Linked DNA regions of Homo sapiens: regions 1 and 2 are each linked to region 3. Evidence: read pairs that join two places in POLR2A ChIA-PET (ENCODE). Cell type or tissue: PC-9. All regions are shown on one strand. Links, peaks and the distances in the headings refer to the core of each region. The heading gives the core; the rest is flanking DNA. Region 1 overlaps STARD3 (StAR related lipid transfer domain containing 3). Region 2 holds the start of LOC124904107 (U6 spliceosomal RNA). Region 3 holds the start of GRB7 (growth factor receptor bound protein 7).

The links. Peaks named below come from ENCODE experiments on the same cell type or tissue, not always from the same donor. Only the 100,000 strongest peaks of a DNase experiment are listed, where the experiment ranks them.
Region 1: POLR2A ChIA-PET joins it to region 3 with 17 read pairs; 17 of 35 experiments call an interaction of 5 or more read pairs at or near these places.
Region 2: POLR2A ChIA-PET joins it to region 3 with 30 read pairs; 2 of 35 experiments call an interaction of 5 or more read pairs at or near these places.

What each region holds. Positions count from the first base shown.
Region 1 is chr17:39,637,158-39,647,228 of GRCh38, reverse strand. It overlaps STARD3 (StAR related lipid transfer domain containing 3), which reads right to left. Exons shown (of 15, transcript NM_006804.4): 1 at 9,998-10,071. It overlaps LOC124903998 (a long non-coding RNA gene), which reads left to right and starts at 9,939. Exons shown (of 2, transcript XR_007065749.1): 1 at 9,939-10,071. RefSeq lists an enhancer at 9,414-9,533. In PC-9, for the core only: no CTCF peak of the experiment used is centred there; no DNase peak of the experiment used is centred there; H3K4me3 peaks cover 430 bases.
Region 2 is chr17:39,479,710-39,489,780 of GRCh38, reverse strand. All of the region lies in intron 2 of CDK12 (cyclin dependent kinase 12), which reads right to left. It overlaps LOC124904107 (U6 spliceosomal RNA), which reads left to right and starts at 7,193; the gene lies at 7,193-7,295. In PC-9, for the core only: no CTCF peak of the experiment used is centred there; DNase peaks (open chromatin) are centred at 3,230 and 3,970; H3K27ac peaks cover 4,002 bases.
Region 3 is chr17:39,732,097-39,741,037 of GRCh38, reverse strand. It overlaps GRB7 (growth factor receptor bound protein 7), which reads right to left and starts at 3,100. Exons shown (of 15, transcript NM_005310.5): 1 at 2,905-3,100. RefSeq lists an enhancer at 243-840. In PC-9, for the core only: no CTCF peak of the experiment used is centred there; DNase peaks (open chromatin) are centred at 287, 1,537, 1,647, 4,967 and 5 weaker places; H3K4me3 peaks cover 5,303 bases; H3K27ac peaks cover 5,093 bases.

The DNA.
Region 1 (10,071 bases), core at 1,098-9,097, 95 kb after region 3:
AGTGGAGGGTTTTTTTTTTTTTAACTTTTTTGAGACAGAGTCTCGCTCTGTCACCAGGCTGGAGTGCAGTGGCACGATCTCGGCTCACTGCAACCTCCGCCTCCCAGGTGCAAGCGATTCTCCTGCCTCAGCCTCCCAAGTAGAGGGGACTACAGGTGCCCGCCACCACGCCTGCCTATTTATGTATTTTTAGTAGAGATGGGGTTTCACCATGTTGGCCAGGATGGTCTCGATCTCTTGACCTTGTGATCCGCCCACCTCGGCCTCCCAAAGTGCTGGGATTATAGGCGTGAGCCACCACGCCGGGCAAAAGTGGAGGTTTTACCATCCTGGGTTAGAGGGGGAAGCGGGTGGGGAGGGGGGAAGTCAGGTGCCAGGGAACAGCGGATTATTCATGAGGCAAAGGGAAGGGGTGGGCACACGCCCCCACACCGCTTTCCAGGCCTTCTCTTCCTCACCCTAGGATACAATAGTACCAGCCCCACTTGTAATAGGGTTTTGGGTGGTGTCCTGGACTCAGGACAAACAGGAGGTGGCTGGTATCATGGAAAAAGGAATGGACTCTAAGGTCATGGTTCAAATCTCAGACTGTCCCCTTCCTAGCTGTGTGCTCTGGGGCAAAGCATAACCCTTCTGAGACTCAGTTTCCTCAGCTGCATTAAAACAGGCAACAATAGGCTGGGTGTGGTAGCTCAGGCCTGTAATCCCAGCACTTTGGGAGGCCAAGGAGGAAGGACTGCTTGAGCTCAGGAGTTCAAGAACAGTCTGGGCAACACAACAAAGCCCCGTCTCTACAAAAAATACAAAAATTTGCCAGGCGTGGTAACACACACCTGCAGTCCCAGCTACTCAGGAGCCTGAGGAGGAAGGATCACTTGAGCCGGGGAGGTGGAGGTTGCAGTGGGCTGAGACTGTGCCACTGCACTCAAGCCTGGGTGACAGAGAGAAACCCTGTCTCAAAACAAAAAACAACAAACAAAAGGTTAAAATGGTAAGTTTTATGTTATGTATATTTTACCATGACAAGAAAAGGCAAGAAGCCAGACACGGTGGCTCACACCTATAATCTCAGCACTTTGGGAGGCTGAGGCAGGTGATCACCTGAGGTCAGGAGTTTGAGACCAGCCTGGCCAACATGGCAAAACCCTGTCTCTACTAAAATTACAAAAAATAGCCGGGTGTGGTGGTGTGCACCTGTAGTCCCAACTACTTGGGAGGCTGAGGTGGGAGGATTGATTGAACCTGAGGGGCGAAGGTTGCAGTGAGCCAAGATCCCGCCACTGCATTCCAGTCTGGGTGACAGAGTGAGACTCCATCTCAAAAAAAAAAAAAAAAAAAAAAAAAAAAGGCAAGAATCCCTATGTCACAGGGATGGGTGTTGAGGTAGGTGTCAGGAGGGAGTATGGTAACCGCTTGGTCAGTGGTGGTTGAGATAGATTAAGTAGCTGGCAAGACTTTTCGGGTAAGATGGGGCTAGGAGCAGTGGCTCAGCCCTTTGGGAGGCTGAGGTGGGAGGATCCCTTGAGGTCAGGAGTTTGAGGCCAGCCTGGCCAACATGCTGAAACCTCGTCTCTACTAAACATACAAAAAAATTAGCCAGGCATGGTGGCGTGTGCCTGTAATCGCAGCTACTTGGGAGTATGAGGCAGGAGAATCATTTGAACCCGGGAAGCGGAGGTTGCAGTGAGCCGAGATCACACCATTGCACCCCCGCCCGGGTGACACAGTGAGACTCTGTCTCAAAAAAACAAAACAAAACAAAAACCTTTCAAGTAAGAGGGAAATTGTGAGCGAGGGAGGTTAAATACACTATAGTGACATGTAATAAAAATCACCCCAAAAGGCGTGGGTTCAAATCTGAACTCTACAATTCACCTGCTGTGTGGCTCAGAGCAAGCTCCCTAACCCTCTAGCCTGGTTCCTTCATCTATAGAAAGGCCAGGTTATCCAGCTGCAGGCAGAGGTGAATTCCAGGTTGGGGGAGGGGCAGGAAGTAGAGGACTGTCCTGGCTCCTGGCAGAGGCTCTTAGGGGAGTGCAGGGGCTGATCTCTACTCCTTCCTCTTGAGACCGGCCCCTCTGCAATTGCAAGCTCCCACCCAGGGAACAGCATCGGCTGCCCCTTCCCGCAGACAGAAGAGGAGGACAGCAGGATGGCTAAGCCGCCTCCCACTCACCCACCTCCAATTTTCAATTTCCACAAATCTCAGGCTGCAGAGCCACAGACAGGGTTCCTTGCTAGCCCTTCGTCATACCCCAGGCCAGAAGCTCCAGACACCTTTCTTCAGGGAGGCGGCTCCAAAGCCCAGCTGACCGACGGCAGCTCTCAGTAGGCGTTTCCTAGCCAAGGCAAGTCTGCGATTTTTTTTTTTTTTTTTGAGACTCTGTCGCCCATGCTGGAGTGCAGTGGTGTGATTACAGCTCATTGCAGCCTCAAACATTCCCTGGCTCAAGTGATCTTCCTGCCTCAGCCTCCTGAGTAGCTGGGACTACAGGCAGATGCCACCATGCCAGGCTAATTTTTCTTTTCTTTTCTTCTTCTTTTTTTTTTTTTTTTGTAGAGACAGGGTCTCACTATGTTGCCCAGGCTGGTGTCAAACTCCTGGACTCAAGCAATCTCCCCGCCTTGGCCTCCCAAAGTGCTGGAATTACACCACACTTAGGCTTTTATACCTGGCCTAGGTCTGTGATTTGAACAAAGCCACCTACTCATTGTGCAAGCCTCCACTGCTGCATCTGTAAACTGAGGCTACCTGTCTTGACCCTGGGCTGTCTGGGGGCACCAAAGGAGACAATGATAACTATAGCGTGCCTAGGACAGTGCCTGGCACCACAGAGTAACTGGTTAACGTCTAACCACATAGACATTAACTACCACCACCACTTCGAGTCTCCTGGCTCTTCCCCACCTCCTAGCCTCCCAGGGAGGGCTGGGCCAAACTTTACAAGTTCCAGCTAGAGCTTATTCCATAGAGCTGTGCCCTGGGATTCAGGGGGAGGGGGAACAAGTCTCATCTATATCCAAAGATGACTTACATCTCTGGGCAGAGTGGGTTCTCCAAATCCCCCAGAGGCTAGAGGAACAGTAGACACAGGTCCTCCACACATCCCCCTCCCATAATCCACAGGAAATGCTAGCACCAGCACCCCCTGCCCATGGGGGCTTCCCAAGGGGTCCCTAACTCAGCACAAATCAGGAAGGATCAGTGAAGCTGAGAGAACTGGACTCCACACCAGGAGATGGGTCAAACCTCAGATTTCCACCTTGCTGGTCACTTAACCTCACCATGCCTCAGTTTCCTCGCCTATAAAATGGGGTTAACAATATCACCTACTCCTTGCAGGTTTATATGGATTAAATGACTTATTCAATGCAATGGCCTAGAAGAGATTCTGACACAGAGTGGTGGCTGCATGAGGGTTAGCTGGGATTACTTTCCTGCTCTTCTCCAGAGAAAGAGAGAGTCTTGAGCTCTGACTGACTGGCGAGATGGCTTCAGGGCAGGGCTGGGGTTGTTTTGAGTCAAGCAGCCCTGTCAATGCCAAGTTAATGGAGACTCCACAGAGGGTAGAAGGCAGAGGCCCTGGGTGTGGAGGAGGTTGGCCTTGGTCTATGTCCTGCTGCTGGCTGGCCCAGGAGGGTGCCAGTTAGGGGAACGCAGGATAGCAGACCAGACAGGTTGCACTGCATCCAGATGGGCTGGTGCAGAAGACACAGATCCAGCTGGCCATGGCCTGCGGTGGCACCATGCAGACACCATCTCCTTAATGCATCACACCCCTTCCCAGAAGCTGTAGTGATGACTCATGGGAAGGAGAGCTGCCCACAGTCCCCTAGCCAGGAAGAGGCAGAGCGGAGCCGACCCCAGAGGAACATGACCTTCCCCCATGACAGGCTGGGACCTTCTAAGTACAAATGCTGCTGCCTGCAAGAGTCCTTGCTAGCTGGGGGACAGTGTGTCAAGAGGCCCTCTTTGGGCTTAGCATTCATCTGGTCACACCTCCCTTCCACATCCAAACCATGAGCAAATCCTGTTGTCTCTTCCTGCAAAATCTGGCCAGTATCTGCCCACTGCTCACCTACCACTATGTCACCCTGTCCAGGCTATCACCTCTACCTGCCACTCTTTCTTGTCTTCACCCCTTCAGCCTGTTCTCAACACAGCAGCCACAGGGATCCTGTTAAAAGCCAGATCACATCTCCCCAGTGCCCCAACCTCCAATGGCTTCCCCAGAATAAAGGCGTAAGTCCCCACCCTAGCCTACAAGTCCTCCTCTTCCCCTTTCCTCTTCCCCTTGAGCCCTCTACTCCAGCCACACTGGTCCCTCGCTGTCCACGGACACATCAAGCATGCTCCTACCCCAGGGCCCTTGCACCTGCTGCTCTGTCGGGAGCTCCTCCCCAGGTCTTTGCATGACTTGCTCTCTCATTCCAATGAGGTCCCTATGCAAATGTCCCTTTGTAGAGACCATTCCTGAACCTCTATTTAGCCCCCACCCTCCATCCCTTACCCTGCTGTATTTTTCTTCACAGCACTTGTCACCCCTGACATATGATACATTCACTGGTCTGTGTTTACTGCCCATCGTCTCCCACTGGCATGCGAACTCCATGAAAGTAAGGACTTCCTGTGCTTTGCTCCCTGCTGCATGCCCAGTGCCAGAACTGTACCAGGCTCAGAGTGGGTTTCCAGGAAATGCACTGAACGGCCATTTACACCCTTCCCTACAGCAGCACATGCACAAGTGCACATGGACACTCACGCCCAGCCGGGAGAGCAGCCCCTCCCTGCCCAGGCTGCCTCTCCTGGAGCTGGACTCCACCCTCTGTGGGGGTCTTCCCTGCCCAGAGCCCAGGCACTCCCTCCACAAGAAGGAAAGAGGAACTGGTTTCCTGGGGGTCCTCAAGCAGGGTATCTGCTCCCCTCCCTGAGCCTGACTTGTAGGGAGAAGACGTAAGGTGAGTTAACCTTGAGTCTTTGATAACAGAGGAGGGTTAAGGAGGAGGGAGGACTCCAGACCCCAGCACTCATTTTTTGCTATGGGGGTCAACACTCGCTGCCTCTACTCTGCTGATCATTGGCTGCTCCCAGGACACACCACAGCCCATCGCCTGGGCGCCCTGTTTCCTCATTCTTGAATGACCTCCTTCCTTTGGGGAGAACTCTGGCGCTTCAGAGACTAGTTCAAATGTCACCTCCGGGGCAGAGCTTCTCCTCACCCTCCAGACTCCCCTGACCTTTCAGAACTCTGGGTCAGCACTTCCCTTATCACAGCTAGATGTCTCGAGGCCATCTGTCCCAAGCCCTTGAGGTCCAAGTCACAGTCACAGTGCCTGGCCATGATACATGTCTAGTAAGTTAGCCTGTGGATCCATAATGTCCACCCTGGAACAGGGAAAAGGGTGTGGGTTTGGGGTTGGACACCAGTCCTGGAGGCAAAAACCTAAGGCCATTCCTTATTAGATTGTGTGCCCTTGACCAAATCACTGGGTTTCTCTGAACTTCAGTCTCCTTTTCTGTAAAATGGGGAGAATATAGTACCTACTTCACAGAGCTTGAAGGGATTAGAAACAACACATGCACAGTGTCTGTGCTTAATTAATAGCAGCTATTACTACTATTACCCATGGGGACAGTGTTAGAGGCAGGACCCTGGCCAGGCAGGTCCAGCATAGCACTTTGCCCAAACTGAGAGTCCCAGCAGTACTGCAGAATGGAAGGGTAGACCCTGGCTTCAGGGGGCTGACCCAGAATGACACTTTTTTTTTTTTTAAGAGACAGGTCTCACTATGTTGCCAGACTGGAGTGCAGTGGCTGTTCACAGGCGCGATCATAGGACACTGTGGTCTCAAACTCCTGGGCTCAAGCAATCCTGCCTCAGCCTCCCAAGTAACTCTGGGTCAGCATTTCCCTTATCACAGCTAGATGTTTCAAGGCCATCTGTCCTAAGCCCTTGAGGTCCAAGTCACAGCCACAGTGCCTGGCCACGGTACATGTCTAGTAAGTTAGCTAGTCTGTGGATCCGTAATGTCCACCCTGGAACAGGAGAAAGGGTGTGGGTTTGGGGTTGGACATCAATCCTGGAGTCAAAAACTTGGGAGTAGGTTCCCAAGTAGTTGAGCCTACAGGTGTGCACCACTGCGCCTGGCTAGGATGGCACATTCAGGGTTACTGGCCCATGCCATCAGCCTCGGGATGGTTGGCTGACTGGCCCTACTATAGCCCTCCACAGAGGGTTTGGGAAATCCCCTGGAGAAGTGGGAGTGTAGGGAGAGGAGGACACAGCTACAGTGACAAATAAGACCCAAAGCCAAAGCCTGGCTCTGTTTCTCCTTTCCTTCTGAGGAAGCGGAAGGGGAAGAGTTAAGCCAAATAGAAACAAGACTCACCACCACACACTTCTCCCCCCAGCCGGGGAGGCTCTGCGGGTGCAGTGTACAGGAAGACCCTAACACACTGAGATCTACTTGCCCTCCCTTCCCCCTTGTGCCAGGCCCTGTGAATCATCAGGGATGCCCCCAGTTCTGTGATTCCATGACCCCTGACCCACTCAGGGCCAGTGAATCAGGCCCCACCTGCCCTCTTCGTGCTGCTATGTAAACCAGTGAGGTCAAGTTCCCAAGGTTAGTCTGGAAACGGCTAGTCATCTTCCAGGAGAGATCTCAGCCCTCTCAAGAAAAGGCCCCCATAGGGCAAGGGACAAGGGGTGGGGGGGTTGGGGGGATGGAAGGGAGCCGGTTTCAGCACAGGATCCTCCAGGCACCAACCCTGCCTGGACAAAGCCAGGATTAGCCTCTCCTCAGCCAGAAAAAGGGACACTTTTCTTTTGTCCCACTGATGTGGCACCTGCCCCCTTGGAGGCTGGGACCCCAAGGCAGTTTCTGGGAGACATGCAGACCTGGAGTCAGGAGACAGCTCTTTAAATCCCTGCTGAGTGATCTTGACCTTACCTCCCCTGAACCTCAGCTTCCTCATCTGTAAAGTGGAGCCAACAGGCTCTCGCATTCAGTGGAACAGGCACAAGCTGCCAGATGTGCCGGATTTTTTATCTCCCCCGCACCGCTCTCCCTTAACAAGTCTAGCTGTGTGAGAGCTCAACTTAATGCAACATGCGGGTTCCAAGGGCCTACAGTATGCTGGACACAGTGCAAGTCCTGGGGCCACAGGACCCTGTTCTGGTCCATCAGGGACTCTGGGTCTGGTGAGGAAGACTGGCAGATAAATAATACCATGCTGTGATCAGCGCTTTCAGGGAGGAATGAACAAAGGACCGTGGGCTCCCAGAGAAGGGATCATCTGACCCAGGCTGGAATGAGTGAAGTCAGAAAAGCCACAGGGAGGAGGGGCCATCTGACCCTGGCCTTGAAGAGTCAGCATCTATCAGCTGGAGGCAAGGAGGGTGGGCATTACAGGGAGGCAAAAGAGCTCCAAAGAAGGCCCAGCCCAAAGGCATGCACAATGGCCCTACCCAGGGGGCCTGGTCCCAAACACCAGGTACTAGGCCTCCGGAGCATAGTTGCCCCCAGGCATGGTCCCTGCTGGCTCCCAAGTCAAGGGATGCTTCCTCATGGCCAATACAGGAAAGGAATTGCCAGCGTCAGCAAAGGACGCTGCCTCTGTCTTCCTCAGCTCCGTCTCCCCTGTTCCCCCACCCAGCCACCATCTACTGGAGCTCTGTTCAGAGGACCCAGCTTTCTGATCTCTGAGCCCACTCCAGCCTCTGCCTCCCTCTGATAAAATCCTCCCATCGCTTTATAGGCCCCATTAACTGTCAGCTCCTCAGAAGCCGCCCCTGGTCTTTTTCTCCCTCTAGTTCCCAGATCTATACATTTCTCTAGATTTAATGCTTGCCATGTAACACACACACACTTCCAGACTGGTTTTCCTGAGCAGACCAGGTCTGAGCCTTTTTCACTCTTGAATCTTCACTCAATAAATCCAGACCCTGCCCCCAGTGTCCTCCACTCCAGCATTTTATTTATTGGCAAAGAGCCAGGCTCTATCCAATGACTAGTAAGCCACTTCAACCATCCTCAGGCAACTTATGAAATTAAAAATCATAACTGGTGAACTATGTTGTCCTTACATAATAGTAATAACTTTTTATTTATTTATTTTAGAAACAGGATCTCACTCTGTCCCTCACACTAGAGTGCAGTGGCACAACCATATCTCGTTGTAACTTCAAATTCCTGGGCTCAAAGGATCCTCCCACACGTACCACCATGCTCAGCTAGTTTTTTAAATTTTTGTAGCGATGGGGTCTCACTATGTTGCCCAAGCTAGTTGCAAACCCCTGGCCTCAAGCGATCATCCTGCCTTGCCTCCCAAAGTACTAGGATTAATGCATGAGCCACTGCACCCAGGCAACTCACTTTAATTTATTGAGCATTCTTGTGCCTAGCACTGGTTTAAGACCTAAACATACAATATTCCATTCAATCCTCACAACTCTATGAAGTAGAGACATTCCTACCTCCATTTTACAAGTGAGGAAATTGAGGCACTGACTTCATCAAGGTTACCAAACAGGTCAGAACCCAGGCAGTCTGATCCAGGAGTCTGTATTCTCAGCTACTATGCTATTATGGACAGGGTGCTACAGGACACAGAAGGGCAATTAACCTTGGGGGTTAGGCGGAGGCAGCGCTGCCTGCGCTGAAAAACATGTAGAAGGTAGCCCAGCAGACAAGAGAAGGAGGAGGTTTCCAAGCAGCGGGGGCTGGTGTGTGCAAAGTCATGAAGATACGAACAGCAAGGGTAGGCATGGCGCATGCTGCAGTGCCGTATTATTGGACCTTAGGGTGCACACAGGAGACTGCTAGGTCAGATCACAGAGAGCTGTGTAAATTGTGCTAGGGGTTCAGCACATAGGCAATAGAAAGCCAGAAAAAGGTTATCAGCAAGGAACTGGCACCGTAAGACTTGTGTTCTAAAAGGATCACAAGAGTTACAGTTTGGAGACTGGGTTGCAAGCTGCCAGGGCTGGACTGTTGGGAATTGACAATACATCAACAGCGTGGTAACAGAAGAGATGGAGCTGGCCCAGGTTTGAAGGATGTTCAGGAAGTTGGCAGTACTAGGTCACTTTTAAGATGTGGGACTTGAAAGAGAGGAGAAAGTGTAAGGAAATTACCAGACTTCCGGCTGGGTTGGGGTAGAGGAAGAATTAATCTGCAAGGAAAAGACCAGTTCAAGTTTGGACCCAGTGAGCTCCATGTGAAGCAGAGCTGTCCCAATGGCCGCTGGATGGGCAAGCGTGGAGCTCCAGGGAAGGGCTGCGCTGAAGATGTGGATCTGGGTATTTAGTTGGTGTAAAGCTGAAGCCGTGGGGGAAAATAAGACCACTGAGATTCAGTGTACAGAGCGAGGGGTTGGGCGACAGAGGAAAACGTGAAGCGGGACTTTGACCGACTGTCAGAGCGGTACGAAGAAAACCAGGAGACATTGACTAACCCAAAAATGCGGGGTGAGGGAACGTGTCATTAGAAATGAGTGTCAATGGTACTATGCACCTCTAAGAACTCAAGACTTCAAAGGGCCCTTTTAATACCAATTAGGAAGTTATTCACGGCCGTTTCGAAAGGAAGTTGGGGAGACACGGGATGACACTGAGACGCAGAGCTACCGGAATGCGTAGATGTTTTCCTCTCACCCCAGATTCCGACCCCTCCCCATACCTGCCCCTGCTCATAACACCCAGACACCTCACCCTCTCCTCTCCCCTCAGTTAAGACGGAGGCTTTGGAAGGAGATCCCGAACGTCCTCCCCGGGCTCCCCAGGATAGGCGGGGTCGCCAAGAGTCATTGCTGGAGACCCCAACCCGCGCGGGGCGGCGCGAGGCCAGACAGAGGAAGGGGGCGGAACCTGAGACGCAGCGGGTGTGGGAAGGGTCGGACGGAACCCAGCACGGACAGCGGGCGGCGAAGCGGGTTCGACCGGCGGAAGACGGCCCTCGCACGCCACCCGCTCCCAGCGACCGCTCCGGGACCCACCTGCTCCATGTCAGCCACGGCCCCGGCTCTTCCCGCCCCAACCGCAGTCCGGCTCCGCGGCCTCAGTAGCGCCT
Region 2 (10,071 bases), core at 792-8,791, 250 kb after region 3:
GTGGCTCAAGCCTGTAATCCCAGCACTTTGGGAGGCTGAGGCGGGCAGATCACGAGATCAAAAGTTCGAGACCAGCCTGGCCAACATAGGGAAACCCCATCTCTACTAAAACTACAAAAAATTAGCCGGGCATGGTAGCAGCTGCCTGTAATCCCAGCTACTCAGGAGGCTGAGGCAGGAGAATTGCTTGAATCGTTCCAGTGAGCCAAGATCGTGCCACTGCACTCCAGCCCAGGCAACAGTATGAAACTCCGTCTCAAAAAAAAAAAAAAAATTAGAACAGGCACAGTACTCATGCCTGTAATCCCAGCACTTTGGGAGGCTGAGGTGGGCAGATCACTTGAGGTCAAGAGTTGAAGATCAGCCTGGCCAGCCTGGTGAAACCCTGTCTCTACTAAAAATATAGAAACTGGCCAGGCACGGTGGCTCACGCCTGTAATCTTAGCACTTTGGGAGGCCAAGGTGGGCAGACTGCCTGAACTCAGGAGTTCGAGACCAGCCTGGGCAATACAGTGAAACCCCATCTCTATTAAAATACAAAATTTAGCTGGGTGCACCTGTACTCCCAGCTACTCAGGAGGCTGAGGCAGGAGAACTGCTTGAACCCCAGGGGTGGAGGTTGCAGTGAGCTGAGATCGCGCCACTGCACTCCAGCCGGAGAGACAGAGTGAGACTCCATCTCGAAAAAAAAAAAAAAAAAATTAACTGGGTGTGGTGGTGTAATTCCAGCTACTCGAGAGGCTGAGGCAGGAGAATTGCTTGAGCCTAGGAGGAGGAGGTTGCAGTGAGCTGAGATCGCACGACTGCACTCCAGCCTGGGTGACAAGACTCTGTCTCAAAAATAATTAGCTGGACATGGTGGTATAAGTGTGTGTTTCCAGCTACTTGGGGGCAGATGGCAACCGGCAGTCCTGGGGTGGGAGCATCATTTGAGCCCAGGAAGTCAAAGCTACAGTGAGCCATCACCATGCCATTGCACTCCACCCTGGGCAACAAAGGGCAGCTCTGTCTCGAAAAATAAAAAATTTAAAAATAGAAATAAAATGCAGGAAGTAATTTTCTTAAATTCACAAAGTATCACTGCAACTCGTGGAGTTCATCGAATTTACTCTACATTTTAGCAAAGATTTAACAAACAAGAAGAGCTCAACAATTTAATACTACTCTATCGCTAAAGAGGTGCAAAAATCTTGGAAAAAAGAAATAGTATTTTAGAATGCTTTCCCTGTAAAAAATATAAATTGCCGAAGATATTTACAAAAAAATAGAAATATAGCTAAGTTGTAAGTCAAAACTAATAAAAAATATACTGAATCATTCCGTTCACTTCAAAGCAGAAGGCAAACCTGACCAGCCAAAATAGACAATCATCAAACTAAAAATCTAAAGAAAAAGGGTCCAAGCAACTATTTCAGAATTATTAAGGCACCTGGTGGCAGAAGCCTCTCCCAGTAATCAGTAAATTATAGTAGTCAGTGGGGTTTTGTAGAAAGATAGGTTTCCAGGAATAGATCAGAAAAGTCAGTTTTCAATCTTTTTTTTTTTTTGAGACAGGGACTCACTTTGTTGCCCAGGCTGGAATGCAATGACACAATCATGGCTCACTGCAGCCTCAATTTCCCGGGCTCAAGCAACACTTTCACCTTAGCCTCCTAAGAAGCTGGGACCACGGCACACACCAACACACCCAGCTAATTCTTGAAATTTTTTGTAGAGACAAGGTCTTGCCATATTGCCCAGGCTAGTCACAAAATCCTGGACCTCCCCAAGTGATGCTCTTGCCTCGCCTCCTACCACGTATGGCCCAGATACAATTTTTTGCCTATCTCAATTTATTAATAAGTGGTAGAGAAATTTTGTGCCAAGAGCCAGGTGTGGTGGCTCATGCCCGTAATACCAACACTTTGGGAGGCCAAGGCAGGCGGATCAGTTGAGCCCAGGAGTTCAAGACCAACCTGGCCAACATGGTGAAACCTCATCTCTATTAAATAAAGATACAAAAATTAGCTGGGCATGGTGGCATGTGCCTGTAGTTCCAGCTACTTGTGAGGCATGAGAATTGCTTGAACTGGGGAGGTCAAGGTTGCAGTAAGCCGAGATCGTGCCACTGCACTCCAGCCTGGGTGACAGGGCAAGACTTTATCTCAAAAAAAAAAAAAAAAAAAAAAAAAAATTGTGTCATGCACATCCTCAGAAAAAATAAGACATCTATAGTACAACAGACTAACTCATGTCTACAAATAAAATCAGGCCAGATAGGTCTTCTCTATTCCTTCACAGTATCAGATGGTTGAAAAAGATCTGAGAACCTTAACCACAGGCAATCTTCTCTATTTTTATGACAGGTAGTTATAAAGGAAAATATTGGTGCTTTGCATGAATATTTCCTAGACCACAAAGATCTATCTCTTGCAATGTATCTTTTTAAAGAATACTGTTAACCCTTGTGTGTGAATTTTCCATAAAAGAATGTCATTTACTCAAAATATAAGAACATAAATCTCAACAGCTATTGACTCCTGCCAATTTTTATCGTTTTAATCCCTTGTAAATCAGACAGAACAATACAATATAGGTTAGTTTGTACCACATCAACCAGAACTGGGATAGTCAGTGGAGTAGATAATGATCATCTGAAACTTTCTGTTGAAATACTGGGAGAGATGAACATGCAACATTATTATAATCTGCACTCAGATTTTTCCATCCTAGAAACAAAACTTATTATCAGAAAACTCTTTGAGTCACAATGTAATATAGATTCTTTTTTTTTGAGACGGAGTCTCCCTCTATTGCCCAGGTTGGAGTACAGTGGTGCAATCTTGGCTCACTGCAACCTCTGCCTCCTGGGTTCAAGTGATTCTGCTACCTCAGCCTCCCAAGTAGCTGGGACTACAGGCGTGTGCCACTACGCCCGGCTAGTTTTTTGTATTTTTAGTAGAGATGGGGTTTCACCATATTGGCCAGGCTGGACTCGAACTCCTGACCTCATGATCTGCCCACCTCAGCCTCCCAAAGTGCTGGGATTACAGACATGAGCCACCGCACCCCACCAACATAGATTTTTTAAATTATTCTAATTTTTAAGATGTTCAGCGAAAAAAAACTTGTAATTTCTCAACCACTGTCGGAATATTCTTTACAAATCTCAATTCCTCATTATTCAAAACAGATTTCTTCTTGGTTTGGCTTCACTAGAAGAACAAGAAAAATCAGGCTGAGCATGGTGACTCATGCCTGTAATCCCACTACTTTGGGAGCCAAGGCAGGAAGATTGCTTGAGCCCAGGAGTTCAAGACCAGCCTGAGCAACATAGTGAGACCTTATCTCTAAAAAAAATAAACAAAGTTAGCTGGGAGTGGTGGCATGCACTTCTGGTCCCAGCTACTATCGAGGCTGAAGCGAGAGGATCACTTGAGCCAGGGAAGGAGGCCAAGGTTGCAGTGAGCCATGATTGTGCCACTGCACTCCAGTCTAAGTGACAGAGCAAGATTCTGTTTCACAGAAAAAAAAAAAAAAAAAAAAAAGAGGCAGGGTGCAGTGGCTCATGTCTGTAATCCCAGCACTTTGGGAGGCCAAGCGGGCGGATCACCTGAAGTCAGGAGTTCAAGACCAGCCTAGCCAACATGGTGAAACCGCATCTCTACTAAAAGTACAAAAATTAGCTGGGCATGGTGGTGCACTCCCAAAATCCCAGCTACTTGGGAACCTGAGGAAGGAGAATCGCTTCAACCCAGGAGGCAGAGGTTGCAGTGAGCCAAGATCACCCCACTGCACTCCAGCCTGGGCGACAGAGCAAGACTCTGTCTCAAAAAAAAAAAAAGAAAAAGAAAAAAGAAAAATTAAGGTATTTTAATTGTGTCATCATCATTTCAAATAAATTCAGTCTATGGTTTTTTGTCTGTTTGGAGACAGGATCTTGCTGTGTCACCCAAGCTGGACTGTAGTGGTGCAATCATAGCTGACTGCAGCCTCGAGGCTCAAGTGATCTACCCACTACAACATTCCAAGCAGCTGAGACTACAGGTGCATACCACCACAGCTGCTTTTTTTTTTTTTAAGAGACAGGGGCCAGGCACAGTGGCTCATGCCTATAATCCCAGCACTTTAGGGGGCCGAGGCCGGGGATCATGAGGTCAGGAGATCAAGACCATCCTGGCAAACATTGTGAAACCCTGTCTCTACCAAAATACAAAAAAAATTAGCCAGGCGTGGTGGCACCCGCCTGTTAGTCCCAGCTACTCAGGAGGCTGAGGCAGGGGAATCACCTGAACCCGGGAGGTGGAGATTAGTGAGCTGAGATTGAGCCACTGCACTCCAGCCTGGCGACAGAGTGAGACTCTGTTTCCCAAAAAAAAAAAAAAAAAAAAAAGGGGGGGGATGCCTAAGCTCTGGTCTCAAACTCCCACCTGAAGCAATCCTCCAGCTTGGCCTCCTAAAGTGCTGGGATCACAGGCATCAGCCACCATGCCCAGCCAATCTGTGTTTCATATTTTTGTTTTCTCCAATGTTTACTTTATGAGCTCAAATAAAGTACTAATACAGATTAGGTACTCTCTTATCCACAATGCCTCAAACCAGAGTGTCTGAACTTTTTTTTTTTTTTTTTTTGAGACAGAGTCTCGCCCTGTCGCCCAGGCTGGACTGCAGTGGCGCGATCTCAGCTCACTGCAAGCTCCGCCTCCTGGGTTCACGCCATTCTCCTGCCTCAGCCTCCCGAGTAGCTGGGACCACAGGCACCCACCATCACGCCTGGCTAATTTTTTGTATTTTTAGTAGAGACGGGGTTTCACCATGTTAGCCAGGATGGTCTCGATCTCCTGACCTCGTGATCCGCCCGCCTCGGCCTCCCAAAGTTCTGGGATTACAGGCGTGAGCCACCGCACCCGGCCTGAGTGTTTCAAATTTTTAAAATTTTTAGATTTTGGATTATTTGCATTATACTGGATGAGCATATTCAATGCAAAAATCTGAATACTGAAATGCTCCAATGAGCATTTCCTTTGAGTATCATGTCAGCGCTAAAAATGTTCCTGATTTTGGAGGATTTCTAGATTTTTGGATTAGGGATATTGAACATGTATGAAAAATGTATACTGCTTCTAAAATATTACATTTTTAGCATGTTTATTTCAAGACAGAATGAGTATTTGATAGGTTATGTCCTACCAGTTCAGGATATACAATTTGAATAGAGGTCAAATCCTGTTTCAGTAAATTCCAATGTACTAAAAACCTTGAAAATTTAATGACAGCCTCAAAACTACAATGCTTAACATTATCACCTTTAGCATAGGACACTCAGTATTATAAAGGGTTGCGGACATGTGGTACATGCAAAGTGAGTCTATCATAGGGGAGCAGATACTATACATCACAGTCATTACTTGAAAAGTCACTACCAGGAAGCGCTGATGTACCCTAACTATATCAGTATTTCCTAGTTCCCCATTTATACCTATACACAAATTCACATGTGGTAATTAGGTTTCATAATACATGTGTAATTTAAAAACCTACCAAGCTCTAGGACTGCCAAACTTTTAGAATATGAATAGTATTTTGGAATCTGAACTGAATCTGTGGGTGTAATGGAAACACTTCTAATAAAAATACTGTTAATAAAAAAAGAATATAGACCAGGAATGGTGACTACGGCCTGTAGTCCCAGCTCTTTGGAATGCCGAGGTAGGCATATCACTTAAGGCCAGGAGTTTGAGACCAGCATGGCCAACATGGTGAAACCCTGTCTCTTCTAAAAATACAAAAACTTAGCCAAGTGTGGTAGCTCATGCCTGTAATCCCAGCCACTTGGGAAGTTGAGGCATGAGAATCACTTGAACCTGGAGGCAGCAGTTGCAGTGAGCCAAGATCATGCCACTGCACTCCAGCCTGGGCAACAGAGCAAGATCCTGTCTCAAACAAAAAAAAAAGAAAAAATATAAAATTTATAAATATTTACGCCAGGGGTGGTGGCTCACGCCTGTACTCTCAGCACTTTGGGAGGCCAAGGTAGGCGGATCATGAGAGTAAGAATCCGCCTCAAAAAATAAATAAATAAATAAATAAATAAATAAATAAATAAATAAATTGTAACTGTTTAAAAAACACTAAATTTTTCAATGAGATAATTTGCCCATTTTAACAGCGTAAACTACTTTAAATATAATCCTTTATCTCCTTCCCCTTGAAGTTGGTTGTTTAAAACATGATTTCAGACCAGGCACGGTGGCTCATGCCTGTAATCCTAGCACTTTAGAAGGCCAAGGAAGGTGTATTCCTTGTGTCTAGGAGTTCTACTACCCTGGACAACACAGTCAAACTCCATCTCTACAAAAAAGTACAAAAATTAGCCAGGCATGATGGCACGTGCCTGTAGTCCAAGCTACTTGAGAGGCTGAGGTGGAAAGATCGCTCCAGCCTAGCAGGTAGAGGATACTGTGAGCTGTGCACAGGCCACTGAACTCCAGCATGGGCGACAAAGGGAAAACTTGTCTCTTAAAAAAAAAAAAGAAAAGAAACAGTGATTTCACCACTATTTACAAACTTTTATCAAAAATTTAGTTGAGCCAGGGCGAGGTGGCTCACGCCTGTAATGCCAGCACTTTGGGAGGCCAAGGCGGGTGGATCACTTGAGGACAGGAGTTCGAGACCAGCCTGACCAACATGGTGAAACCCCGTCTCTACGAAAAATACAAAAATTAGCCAGGCGTGGTGGCACAAGCCTGTAACCCCAGCTATTCAGGAGACTGAGGCAGCAGAATCACTTAAATCCAGGAGGCGAAGGTTGCAGTGAGCCGAGATCATGCCACTGTACTCCAGCCTAGAGGACAGAGTGAGACTCCGTTTCAAAAAAAAAAAAAAAAAAAAATTTAGTTGAGGCAGGCATAGTGGCTCTCACCTGTAATCCCAGCACTTTGAAAGGCTGAGGCAGGTGGATTGTTTGAGGCCAGGAGTTAGATAACAGCCTAGCCAATATGGCATAACCCCTCTCTACTAAAAATACAAAGATCAGCCAAGCATGGTGGCACATGCCTGTAATCCCAGCTGCTTGGGAGGCTAAGGCACAAGAATTGTTTGAACCTGGGAGGCGTAGGTTGCAGTGAGCTGAGTTCATACCACAGCACTCCAGCCTGGGTGACAGAGAGACACTCTGCCTCAAAAAAAAAAAAAAAAAAAAATGTAGTTGATTGTTCACTTTGGCAGCACATACACTAAAACCGTAACAATACAGAAAAGATTATCATGGCCCCTGCACAAAGATGACACAAATTCGTGAAGTGTTCCCTAAAAAAAAAAGTTTAGTTAAGTACATAAAAAATGGAAACCAAGCATCCCATTCTACTAGGAAAATCCTGGTTCATTTGGAGTTTACTGAACTTATAGAGATACAGCCTTTAAAAATAATGTAGACTCCCCTGAAGTTCAGTACGCTCCAAATGAACAAGGCTATTAGAAAAACAGAGCAAGGCCAGGTGCGGTAGCTCAGGCCTGTAATCCTAGCACTCTGAGAGGCCGAGGCGGGTGGATCACCTGAGGTCAGGAGTTCAAGACCACCTTGGCCAAAATGGTGAAACCCCATCTCTATTAAAAACACAAAATTAGCAGGGTGTGGTGGCACACGCCTGTAATCCAGCTACTCAGGAGGCTGAGGCAGGAGAATTGGTTGAACCCAGGAGGTGGAGGTTGCAGTGAGTGGAGATCACAACACTGCACTCCAGCCTGGGCTAAAAAAAGCGAAACTCTGTTAAAAAAAAAAAAAAAAGGCAAGCCAGGCTCATGCCTGTAATCCCAGCACTTTGGGAGGCCGAGGCGGGCAGATCACAAGGTCAGGAGTTTGAGACCAGCCTGGCCAACCTGGTGAAACCCCATCTCTACTAAGGATACAAAAAATTAGCCAGGCATGGTGGCGCTTGCCTGTAATCCCAGCTACTTGGGAGGGTGAGGCAGGAGAATCACTTCAACCCGGGAGGCGGAGGTTGCAGTGTGCCGAGATAGTGCCATCGCAGTCCAGCCTGGGCAACAGGATGAGACTTTGTCAAAAAAAAAAAAGAAAAAAGAAAAGAGAAAGAGAGAGAGAGAGAGAGAGAGAGAGAGAGAGAGAGAGAGAGAGAGAGAGAGAGAGAGAGAGAGAGAGAGAGAGAGAGCGCGCGAGCGAGCAAGCACATAAGTGCTGGGCGCAGTGGCTCACACGTGTAATTCCAGCACTTTGGAAGACCAAGGTGGGCAGACTGCTTGAGCTCAGGAGTTCGAGACCAGCCTGTGCAACATGGCAAAACTTGGTCTCTACCAAAAATGTAAAAAAAAAAACAGCCGGGCATGGCTTGTGATTGTAGTCCCAGCTACTCAGGAGGCTGAGGCCAGGAGGTGGAGATTGCAGTGAGGCAAGATCACGCCAGTGTACCCCAGCCTGGGTGACAGTGAGATTCTGCCACAAAAAAAAAAAAAAAAGAGAAAGAAGAAAAGAAGACTTTAAAAATTCTATATGGTTAACTGAAATTTCTTTTTTTTTTTTCTTTTTTTTTTTGAGACGGAGTTTCGCTCTTGTTGCCCAGGCTGGAGTGCAATGGCGTGATCTCGGCTCACCGCAACCTCCGCCCCCCGAGTTCAAGGGATTCTCCTGCCTCAGCCTCCCAAGCAGCTGGGATTACAGGCATGGGCCACCAAACCCTGCTTATTTTGTACTTTTAGTAGAGACGGGGTTTCTCCATGTTGGCCAGGCTGGTCTCCAACTCCCGACCTCAGGTGATCCGCCGGCCTCGGCCTCCCAAAGTGCTGGGATTACAGGCGTGATCCACCACTCCCGGCTGGTTAACTGAAATTTCTAAGAAAAGTATACAGATGATCTACTTAAGGCAGAAATATATCCATTAATAGCTATGGTCATGTAGATTGTACTATGTTGGACGTGGGCTGCCTTGCTTCTTGAAATCAAGAATTATAGACCACAAATGAGAAAGGCTTTTGAAATACCATTAGCTGAATTCACTCTTGCATTTGATACCTGAGCTAGTACACTCCTATTCAAAATACATGTTTGAAAGAAAAGAAAAGTTTCGGCTGGGCGTGCTGGCTCACACCTGTAATCCCAGCACTTTGGGAGGCCAAGGCAGGTGGATCACTTGAGGTCAGAGGTTCGAGATCAGCCTGGCCAACGTGGTGAAACCCTCTCTCTACTACACATACAAAAAATTAGTTGGAATCCCAACTACTTGGGAGACTGAGGAAGGTGGATCGCTAGAACCCAGGAGGCAGAGGTTGCAGTGAGCTGAGATCGCACCATTGCACTCCAGCCTGGGCAACTAGCAAAACTCTCAAAAAAACAAAACAAAACAAAAAAAAAACTAGCTGGGCATGGTGGTACATGCCTGTAATCCTAGCTACTTGGGAGGGTGACGCAGGAGAATCACTTGGGATTCAGAGATGGAGATGGAGGTTACAGTGAGCCAAGATCACGCCACTGCACTCCAGCCTGGACGACAAAGTAAGACTCTGTCTCGGAAAAAAAAAAAAAAAGTAAAGTTTCATTCTTTTCCCAAAATGACACTAAATCCTCTAGGCTGGACACGGTGGCTCGCGCCTATATCCCAGCACTTTGGGAGGCCCAGATGAGTGGATCACATGAAGTCAGGAGATTGCAATCAGCCTGGGAAAGATGGTAAAACCCCGTCTCTACTAAAAATATAAAAATTAGCTAGGCGTGATGGCGGGGGCCTATAATCCCAGCTACTCAGGCAGCTGAGGCAGGAAAATCGCTTGAACCCAGGAAGTGGAGGTTGCAGTCAGCCGAGATCACGCCATTGCACTCCAGCCTGGGCAACAAGAGCAAAACTCTGTCTTAAAAAAAAAAAAAAAAGCCAGTGCAGTGACTCACGCCTGTAATCCCAGGACTTTGGGAGGCCAAGGTGGGTGGAGCACCTGAGGTCAGGAATTTCAGACCAACCTGGCCAACATGAGGAGACCCTGTCTCTACTAAAAATACAAAAATTAGCCAGGCATGGTGGTGAGCACCTATAGTCTCAGCTACTTGGGAGGCTGAGGCAGGAGAATTGCTTGAACCCGAGAGGCGGA
Region 3 (8,941 bases), core at 1-8,000:
GGGCTGGCACCTTCTCCGCAGGAACCCAGCAGACCCCTTTGGCCGGGCTGAGACCTGGGAGAACCTGCAATCCCAGCCCCCAGCCTGTTCTCCAAACACTGGGCCAGTACTATGAGGCCACCTGGGGCACCTGGGATTGACCCCTCAGGAGGGAGCAGGCACCTGACCCTTCAGTGAGGGCATCAGGGGATTTGGGGGACAGGTGAGTCAGGGCGGGCGGGACAACACTGCCTAGGGCTCTCCATTCAACCTTGACTCATCCACACAACTTCCTGGCTTAGGAGAAACAAAAACAGCCCTGCCTCCACCCTTCCCCCAACTCCCCAACCCACTGCTAGCCAGAGCGGAATGGGGGAGGCACGGGGCTGGGAACAGGATGGGGGAGGAGGATGTGGGCCTGAGGCTCCTGACATCACCTCCTCCTCCCCACCCTCGGCCTAGCTCCAGGCCAGGTGGGACCTACGATCTGCTCTCACCCCCAGTCCCAAACCACCTCCTCGCCAGGGAGTCCCTCGCCTGGGAAGGAGAGAGGCAATGCCCGGCCTGGATTCAGAGGCCCATTTGGAGAGAAGCCAGCATCCCGGCGGTGCCCCTCCCCACCCAAAGCATCGCTCAGAGCCCCTGCCCTGTGTGGATGAAGTTCCTCCTGACACATTCTCCTGGGTGTCCCGGCCAGAGGGGTACCACAGGAGCAGGAGTGGAAAGGGAAAACACTCAAGAAGACAGACAGGATGAAAGGCCAGGGAGGGGGCTCAGGGTCCTGCCAGGAGGGGCACGACACACCCATCACCCGCTAGCAAGAGACACCAGCACCTCAATACCAGAACACAATCCCCCACTCCCACCCCAGTCTAACCTCCAAACAGCCCCGGTCTCCAAACAGCCCCAGTGACTTCATTCCAGGCTGCAGGGGGCCACGCCTGCCTCGAAATCACAGACCAACAGTGGGGTGGGGAGAGGAGCAGAGAATTCGGGAGGGCAGTGCTTGGAAGGGGTTAGAAGTAGATTCAAATCACATTAGAGCCTGGCCTCAGAGATCAGAGAGGGCCAGTCCAAGGCTGGGGTTTGCCTTCAGAGCCCCCCAGCCGTGCCCTTAAGCTTCTAAGGCTGGAGGCGGGTGGAATCGTCAAGACCAATGGGGTGAGCAGGGAGGAGGAAGGGGTCCTGGCTGTGGGCCTGGCAGCTTAGAGATCTGGAGTTTTCAAACTGAGGCCCCGGTAAAGCTTCGGTTGGAAACACCGACCCCCAAAATCAGTTTGTCCCCTCAACGAGGTAACTCCGTCCGTGGCTTCCCAGCTGCCTCCTCCCCCAGTGGTTCCAGCCCCACCCGCGTTCCCGTCCTCCCAACCTCCTTGTTTACTTCCTGAATCACGCCCCACCTGGCTGGCCCTAAGGGCAGGTGGCGGGGCCCGGTGTTCAGGGCCAACAGAAAACAACTCTGCTTCCCAGAGCAGGGGGAAGGGCTTGCGGGACTGAGGCCTGGGCCAGGGGCCTGGATGTGGCGGGAGAGCCCCCGTCCGCCCAGTACTCCACGCCCCGCCCCCACGGGAGAGGCTTATAATTTTTTAGGGTGCAGGGCCCAGGTGAGAAGGTGAGAAACCCCTGGATGACTCCTAGTATAAGGGAGGACCCAGGACTCTGAGGCCCCGCCCACTCTCACTCAGGAAAAATACCCAATGGGAGAAGGCGGGGCAGCTCTTTTAAAGTTTAATTCGGGAAGAATGCTGGAGTGTCTCTGCAGTTAATCATTACAGGCTGCCCGCCTCCATGAGGTCCCCCCACCAAGCATACAGTAGGATATCAGGAGAGGGGAGAGCAGAGTCCAAGACCGGCGGACCAAAAGAGGGCATTCCTGGGGGGCGGTGCGGCTAGTTGGGGGGCGGGGTGGGGGGCGTTCCACCTTGCCGGCAGATGCATTCATTCTCTGTCCTCAATCTGCCAGGGAGACCCAGACCGGGAACCTGGGTCTCTCCCTAGCCTCATCAAGCAGAAGAAACCATCTGCTATCCCCCACCCCACTCTCCCCAGGCCCCACCGCACTGCAGAGCCCCTCATACACCCCTCCAGCCTTCCTGCCCATTTCATGCTGAAGCCAGGAGGGACCCCGTCTCACCCGGCCTCCACTTTCCCATCGGAGGGCCGGAGGCGGTGTTGCTGAGAAGGGCATACAATCTGGAGAGATGAAGCCTCGACAATTTAGAGGATCCCTCTCCTTCACTGCCCTCCAAAGTGGAGGGGGCCCTCCCCACATCTCCCCGCAGCCCGCAGAGACGTCTGTCTTAGAGACTTGGGGAAACCCAAACTGGGGTAAACTGGGCGAGCCAGAGAGTGAGGGCGGCTCTCCCCGGGTGTGCGGGGAGGGGCTAGTTTCAGCGGGAAAGCCAAGTCGGAGGAGAGAATCAGGTCTTCCTTCCCATTCTCAGCTGCTGCCTGCAGGGAGGTGTACAGGGAGGGAACAAGGAGCGCTGGAAACCAGGATGGGGACGAAAAGAGGGCGGGTGGGGAGGAGGGGGCAGGGTGGGAAATGGACAGAAAAGAGAAAAGTGGGAGGCCAAGCAACCCATCAGGAGACCCAGCCTTTCCCTACCGGCCTCCAGACCGGCCGTGCCTGCCCCCAAAGGATAAATGCCCGCTTGGGTTCTTACCTGAACCCCGAGCGTCAGGACACCCGGCTGGGACCACGTCTTCAGGGAGGGAGACGCCAGGCCCTTAACTACCTGTCCCCCTCCAGCCCCCGCCCCTGGCCTGACATCACCGAGCGGGGGAGGGGGAGAGCCAGGTGGCTCCAATCCTCCCACCTGGGCCGCCGGCCAGTTCAGCCGGAGACTGGCACAGCCTGGGGCCCTGGTGCGGCTGGGGGTTGCCTGGCAGGCTGTCGTCTGAGACCGATCTCGGTCCCCTTACCTGGAGGAGCCCCAGCAGGAGTAGCAGGACACCCGTTCCGAAGTCTGGCTCCGTCTAGGAACCCCCAGATTCCTGGATTTTATTTCAGATCCACTCCCGCTTCTCTACAGGTGGTAGGAGGGTGTCCCGACTTCGGACAGAGAAGTCAGAGGCGGGGGGGAGCCCTGTGTGTCCAGATTCCAGGCCCAAGGAAACTAAAATTATCTTGGGCAGATGGGGGCGGGTCCAGGGGAGGCGCCTGGGAGGAGGAAACCTGGGAGGAGGGCGGAGACTCCCTGACTACGCCAACTGGGATTGTTTTTGCCCTTCCTAGCCTGGCAGCAGGTGCCAAGGGAGGATGCAGGTGCCTGGGGAGAGGCGGGGAAGACAGCCGAACAGACAGTACCACGAGCGAAGATCAAGAGTCCCGACCACCTGGGAGGGAGGGGGGAGGGCCTGGGGGCTGCAAGGTAAGGGGAACCACCCCATCCACTCTTTTCCAACACCCTCCCCGAACCTGGTCTGTTCATTGGCCAAGCCTGGGGGCCTGTCTGCAGCTCTGGATCCCACCCCATGGGGCAAAGAGCACCCTGCCGAGAGGGACGCCAGCCAGGGTGGTGTCCAGCAACATGGCCTGCCCCTCGATCTGCAGTCACCCTTACCGTGGTGGCTGCGCCCTGGCCCCTCAGAGGTACCCAGGGTAAGCCCTCCCTCCCCCGCCCCCCACCTTCTGAGCAAAGTCCAGAGTCTTGGCTTCTCCTTTAAAATCGAGGGGGTTAGGCAGGGTGGCACAGTGGGAGGAGCCATGGTGACCTGGAGAAAGCTCTGGCCTGGGCCCCTGGGGATTCCTCTTAGAGGGATCACTTTATTTTATTTTTTTTTGAGCCAGAGTCCCGCTCTGTCACCCAGGCTGGAGTGTAGTGGTGCCATCTTGGCGCACTGCAAACTCTGCCTCCCAGGTTCAAGCAATTCTCCTACCTCAGCCTCCGGAGTAGCTGGGATTACAGGCGCCTGCCACCACACCCAGCTAATTTTTGTATTTTTAGTAAAGATGGGGTTTCTCCATGTTAACCAAGTTGGTCTTGAACTCCTGACCTCAGGTGATCTGCCCACCTCGGCCTCCCAAAGTGTTAGGATTACAGGCATAAGCCACCACGCCCGGCCTGAGGGAACACTTTAGTTCTCTCAGGGATCACTTTAGCTGTCTCATTCAGTGCTGGGCAAACACAGGGTACTTGGGAGAGGGGTTAGGAGGTGGAGATCAAAGGCTGCGGCCACCACCCAGCTTGATGTGGGTGACAGGAAAACAAACAATCCTTAGGGTGATAAGAGGTCCACCCTGGAAGGGGCACGAATGAGTGGCTCCTGCCTCAATTTTCTCCAGAGTTTTCCTAGGAAAACCGGTATGAGTGGGCCCAGCAAAGAAGTGGGGGAGGAGGCAAGGTCTCTTTGGTGATGGAGCAGCTTGTGCAAAGGCAGAGTAGACAATTCACTCATTCATTTATTCAACTATCTGTTTAGTACCTACCATATGCCAGCCCCATGTTTTGTGCTGGGGATACAGGCGTAAACAACAAAAACAGACCCCGCCCATCCTCACACAGCCAATCAGGAAGATTGATGTTAACCAAAGAATCACACAAATAAGAAATGACAGGAGACAACTATGCTGGGAAAATGACTCACATAGGGAGTCAGGAAAGACTTCTCAGTGGAGGTGACAGCTGAGCAGAGGAGAAGCTGGCTGACATGGGAAGGGGGTTGGAATCGGTGGATGGGAATTGGGGAAGGAGGCCACTTTCCCCAGTGAGGAAATCAATGCCAGAGCTCTGGGCAGGAGGAGATGCAGCATGCGGAGACAGAGAGTGGGGTTGGAGGAGAAGGGAGGAAGCAGAGGCCACGTGGGTGAACCTGGACAGGTGTGGAAGGTGTGGAGAGAGGAAGCTGTGCTTCTGCAAATGTGGCCTCTAGACCTCCCTAACCTTGTGTGGAAAATAGATTCTTGGGCTCCTCTCCAGCAACTGAATCTCAGTCTCTAGGGCTAAGACCCAGGAAGGTGTGGTATTGACAAGCCCTCAGGTGGCTGTTCTGCAAACCAGGTTTGAGAGCCATCCATCCTGTTTGTCCAGATGGGCAGGAGTAGCGGTCAAAGACCAGACCCTGCAAGTTGTATTTAGACTTAAGTAGAAGCACAGAGGAGAGGGCACATTTACATTTTGGAAAGATCATCCTGGATATTGAAGGATGGGATGGAAACAAAGCCACAGTCAGAGGGCGGAGTGCTGTAGGAATCAACTTATATGGCTTTCTGGAGCGGGTGGAACTGTGTGAACAAAAACCAGGTCTGGGGTTGGGGAGGAGGGAGAGGGGTCCACAGTAGGGGGCACAGGGACTTGTGAGAGGTGATGGGACCATACTGTATCTTGGTTTTGGGGTTGGATGCACAAATGTGTGTGTTTCTTAGGACTCATAGAAAGGCACACTCAAGGCTGGGTGCGTGGTTCACCCCTGTAATTCCAGGACTTTGGGAGGCTGAGGCAGGTGGATCACGAGGTCAGGAGTTCAAGACCAGCCTGACCAACATGGCAAAACCCCGTCTCTACTAAAAATACAAAAATTAGCCGGGCGTGGTGGCGTACGCCTGTAATCTCAGCTACTCAGGAGGCTGAAGCAGGAGAATCTCTTGAACCCACGAGACGGAGGTTTCAGTGTGCTGAGTTCGAGCCATTGCACTCCAGCCTGGGAGACAAGAGCGAGACTCCATCTCAAGAAAAGAAAAAAAAAAGAAAGGTACACTCAAGAGGATGAATTTTACTGTGTATAAGTTGTATCTGAATTTAAAAACAACAACAACTATAAGGCCAGGTACGGTGGCTAACACCTGTAATCCCAACACTTTGAGAGGCCGAGGCAGGTGGATCATGAGGTCAGGAGTTCGAGACCAGCCTGGCCAACATGGTGAAACCCCGCCTCTGCTAAAAATGCAAAAATTAGCTGGGCATGGTGGTGTGCACCTATAATTCCAGCTACACAGGAGGCTGAGGCAGGAGAATTGCTTGAACCCAGGAGGCGGGGGTTGCAGTGAGCTGAGATCGTGCCACTGCACTCCAGCCAGGGTGACAGAGCAAGACTCCGTCTCGGGGGAAAATAATAATAATAATAAATAAGAATGCGTTTATAGGTCAATGGAACAGAATCCAGAGTCCAAGTAGAAACCCTTACATTTCTGGTCAATTGATTTTACAAGGTGCCAAGACAATTTCATGGAGGAAAGGATAGGCATTCAATAAATGCTGCTGTGATCAATTGGATAGCCACATGCCAAAAGGTGAATTTAGATCTTTTGCTCACAGGATGCATAAGAAAAAAAAAACTTGAAATAGATCAGATACCTGAATGTAAGAGCTAAAACCATAAAACTTCTAGAAGAAACCATGGGAGATAGTCTTCATGACCTTGGGTTAGGCAGAGAACTTGAATATAACAGCAAAAAGACAACTGACAAGAGAAAAAAATTGATGTTAGACTTTGTCAAAATTTAAAATTTTTGCACTTCAAAAGCCACCATTAATAAGAGGCCAGGAGGCCGCGCGCAGTGGCTCACACCTGTAATCCCAGCACTTTGGGAGGCCGAGGCGGATGGGTCACCTGAGGTCGGGAGTTCAAGACCAGCCTGGCCAACATGGAGAAACCCCATCTCTACTAAAAAAAAAAAAAAAAAAAAAAAAAAAATACAAAATTAGCCAGACATGGTGGTGCATGCCTGTAATCCCAGCTACTCGGGAGTCTGAGGCAGGAGAATCGCTTAAACCCAGGAGGCGGAAGTTGCAGTGAGCCAAGATGGTGCCATTGCACTCCAGCCTGGGCAAGAAGAGCAAAACTCCATACGAAAAAAAAAAAAAAAAAAAAAAAAAAAAAGAAGGGGTCAGGCATGGTGGCTCATACCTGTAATCCCAGCATTTTGGGAGGCTGAGGCAGGTGAATCGCTTGAGCCCAGGAGTTTGAGACCAGCCTAGGCAACCTGGCAAGACCTCATCTCTACAAAAGATATAAAATCTATCCAGGCATGGTGGTGCGGGCCTATAGTCCTAGCTACTTGGTGGGGCTGAGGTGTGACAATCACTTGAGCCTGAGAAGTTGGGGCTGCAGTGAGCTGTGATTGTGCTACTGCGCTCCAGTCTGGGTGACAGAGAAAGACACTGTCTCAAAGAAAAGAAAGAAAAAATGAAGCCAGATGAAGTGGCTCATGCCTGTGATCCCAGCACTTTGGGAGGCTGAGGTAGCCAGATCACTTGAGGCCAGAGTTCCAGACCAGCCTTGCCAACATAGCGAAAACAGCCTGGCCATTGCTACTAAAAACACAAAAAATTATCTGGGCTATGGTGGTGCACGCCTGTAATTTCAGCTGCTTGGGAGGCTGAGGCACAAGAATCTCTTGAACCCAGGAAGTGGAGGTTGAAGTGAGCCAAGATTGTGCCACTGCACTCCAGCCTGGGTGACACAGTGAGACCCCTGTCTCAAAAAAAGAAAGAAAGAAAGAAAAAAGAAAAAAAACTAGCCGAAGACTGGGAGAAAATAGTTGCAAATCATATACAACTATATATGGTTGTATATATGGTTGTATATATTTTGGTTGGTATCCAAAATATATAAAGAACTTTTACAAATCAATAATAAAGAGACAAATAAAAATGGGCAAAAGACTTGAATAGATGTTTCTTCAAATAATATGTATATGAATGGCTAATAACTACATGAAAAGATACACGACATAGTCATTAGATAAATGAGAATTAAAACCACAGTTACATACCATGTCATGTCCACTAGGATGGTTATAATCAAAGAGACAGAAAACAAGTATTGGTGAGGATATGGAGAGACAAATCCTCATATATTGCTGGTGGGAAAACTTTGAAAAACAGTCTGGCCATTTCTTAAAATGTTAAATGCTAGCCTGGGCAAAATGGCAAAACCTTGTCTCTACAAAAAATACAAAAAAAAATTAGCTGGGCATGGTGGTGCGTGTCTGTCGTCCCAGCTATTCAGGAGGCTGAGGCAAGAGGATAGCTTGAGTTTAGCAGGTCGAGGCTGCAGTGAGCCATGTTTGCACTGCTGCATTCCAGCGTGGGCAACAGAGCGAGACCCTGTCTCAAAAAAAAAAAAGATAATCATAAATTAAACACAGGACCCAGCAGTTCTACCCTTAGGAATCTACCCAAGAGAAATGAAAACACACACCTATACAAAGACACCTAAACATTTGTAGCAGCATTATTCAAAAAAGACAAAAAAAACTGGAACCCTAAATATCCATCAGCTGGTGAATTAAGAAAAAAATGTGGCATAACCACACAGTGGAATACGACTCAGCAATGAAAAGGAACAAACTACTCTAGACGCTACAGGATGAACGCATTTCAAAAAACATATTGAATGAAAGAACCAGAAGCAAAAGGCCACATAGTGTATTATTCTGTTTATATGAAACATCCAGAAAAGGCAAAGTTAGAGACAGAAAGCAGATCAGTGGTTGCACAGGACTGGAATTGGGAGCTGGATTGACCAGAAACAGGTGGGAAGGACTTATCAGGTTGACGGAAACATTCTGTAACTGGATTGTAGTGATGGTTAGGCAACAGTACAAATCACTGCATTTTCTTTCTTTTCTTTTCTTTTCTTTTTTTTTTGGAACACAGTCTCACTCTGTCACCCAGGCTGGAGTGCAGTGGTGAGATCTCAGCTCACTGCAACCTCCACCTCCCAGGTTCAAGCGATTCTCCTGCCTCAGCCTCTGGAGTAGCTGGTGCGCCACCACACCCAGCTAATTTTTGTATTTTTAGTAGAGACAGGGTTTTGTCGAGTTGGCCAGGCTGGTCTTGAACTCCTGGCGTCAAGTGATCCGCCCACCTTGGCCTCCCAAAACGCTGGGATTACAGGTGTGAGCCACTACGACCTGCCTGGTTTAAAAAAAAAAAAAATGAGCCCGGGTGCAGTGGTTCACACCTGTAATCCCAGCACTTTGGGAGGCCAAGATGGGCAGATCACAACTTCAGGA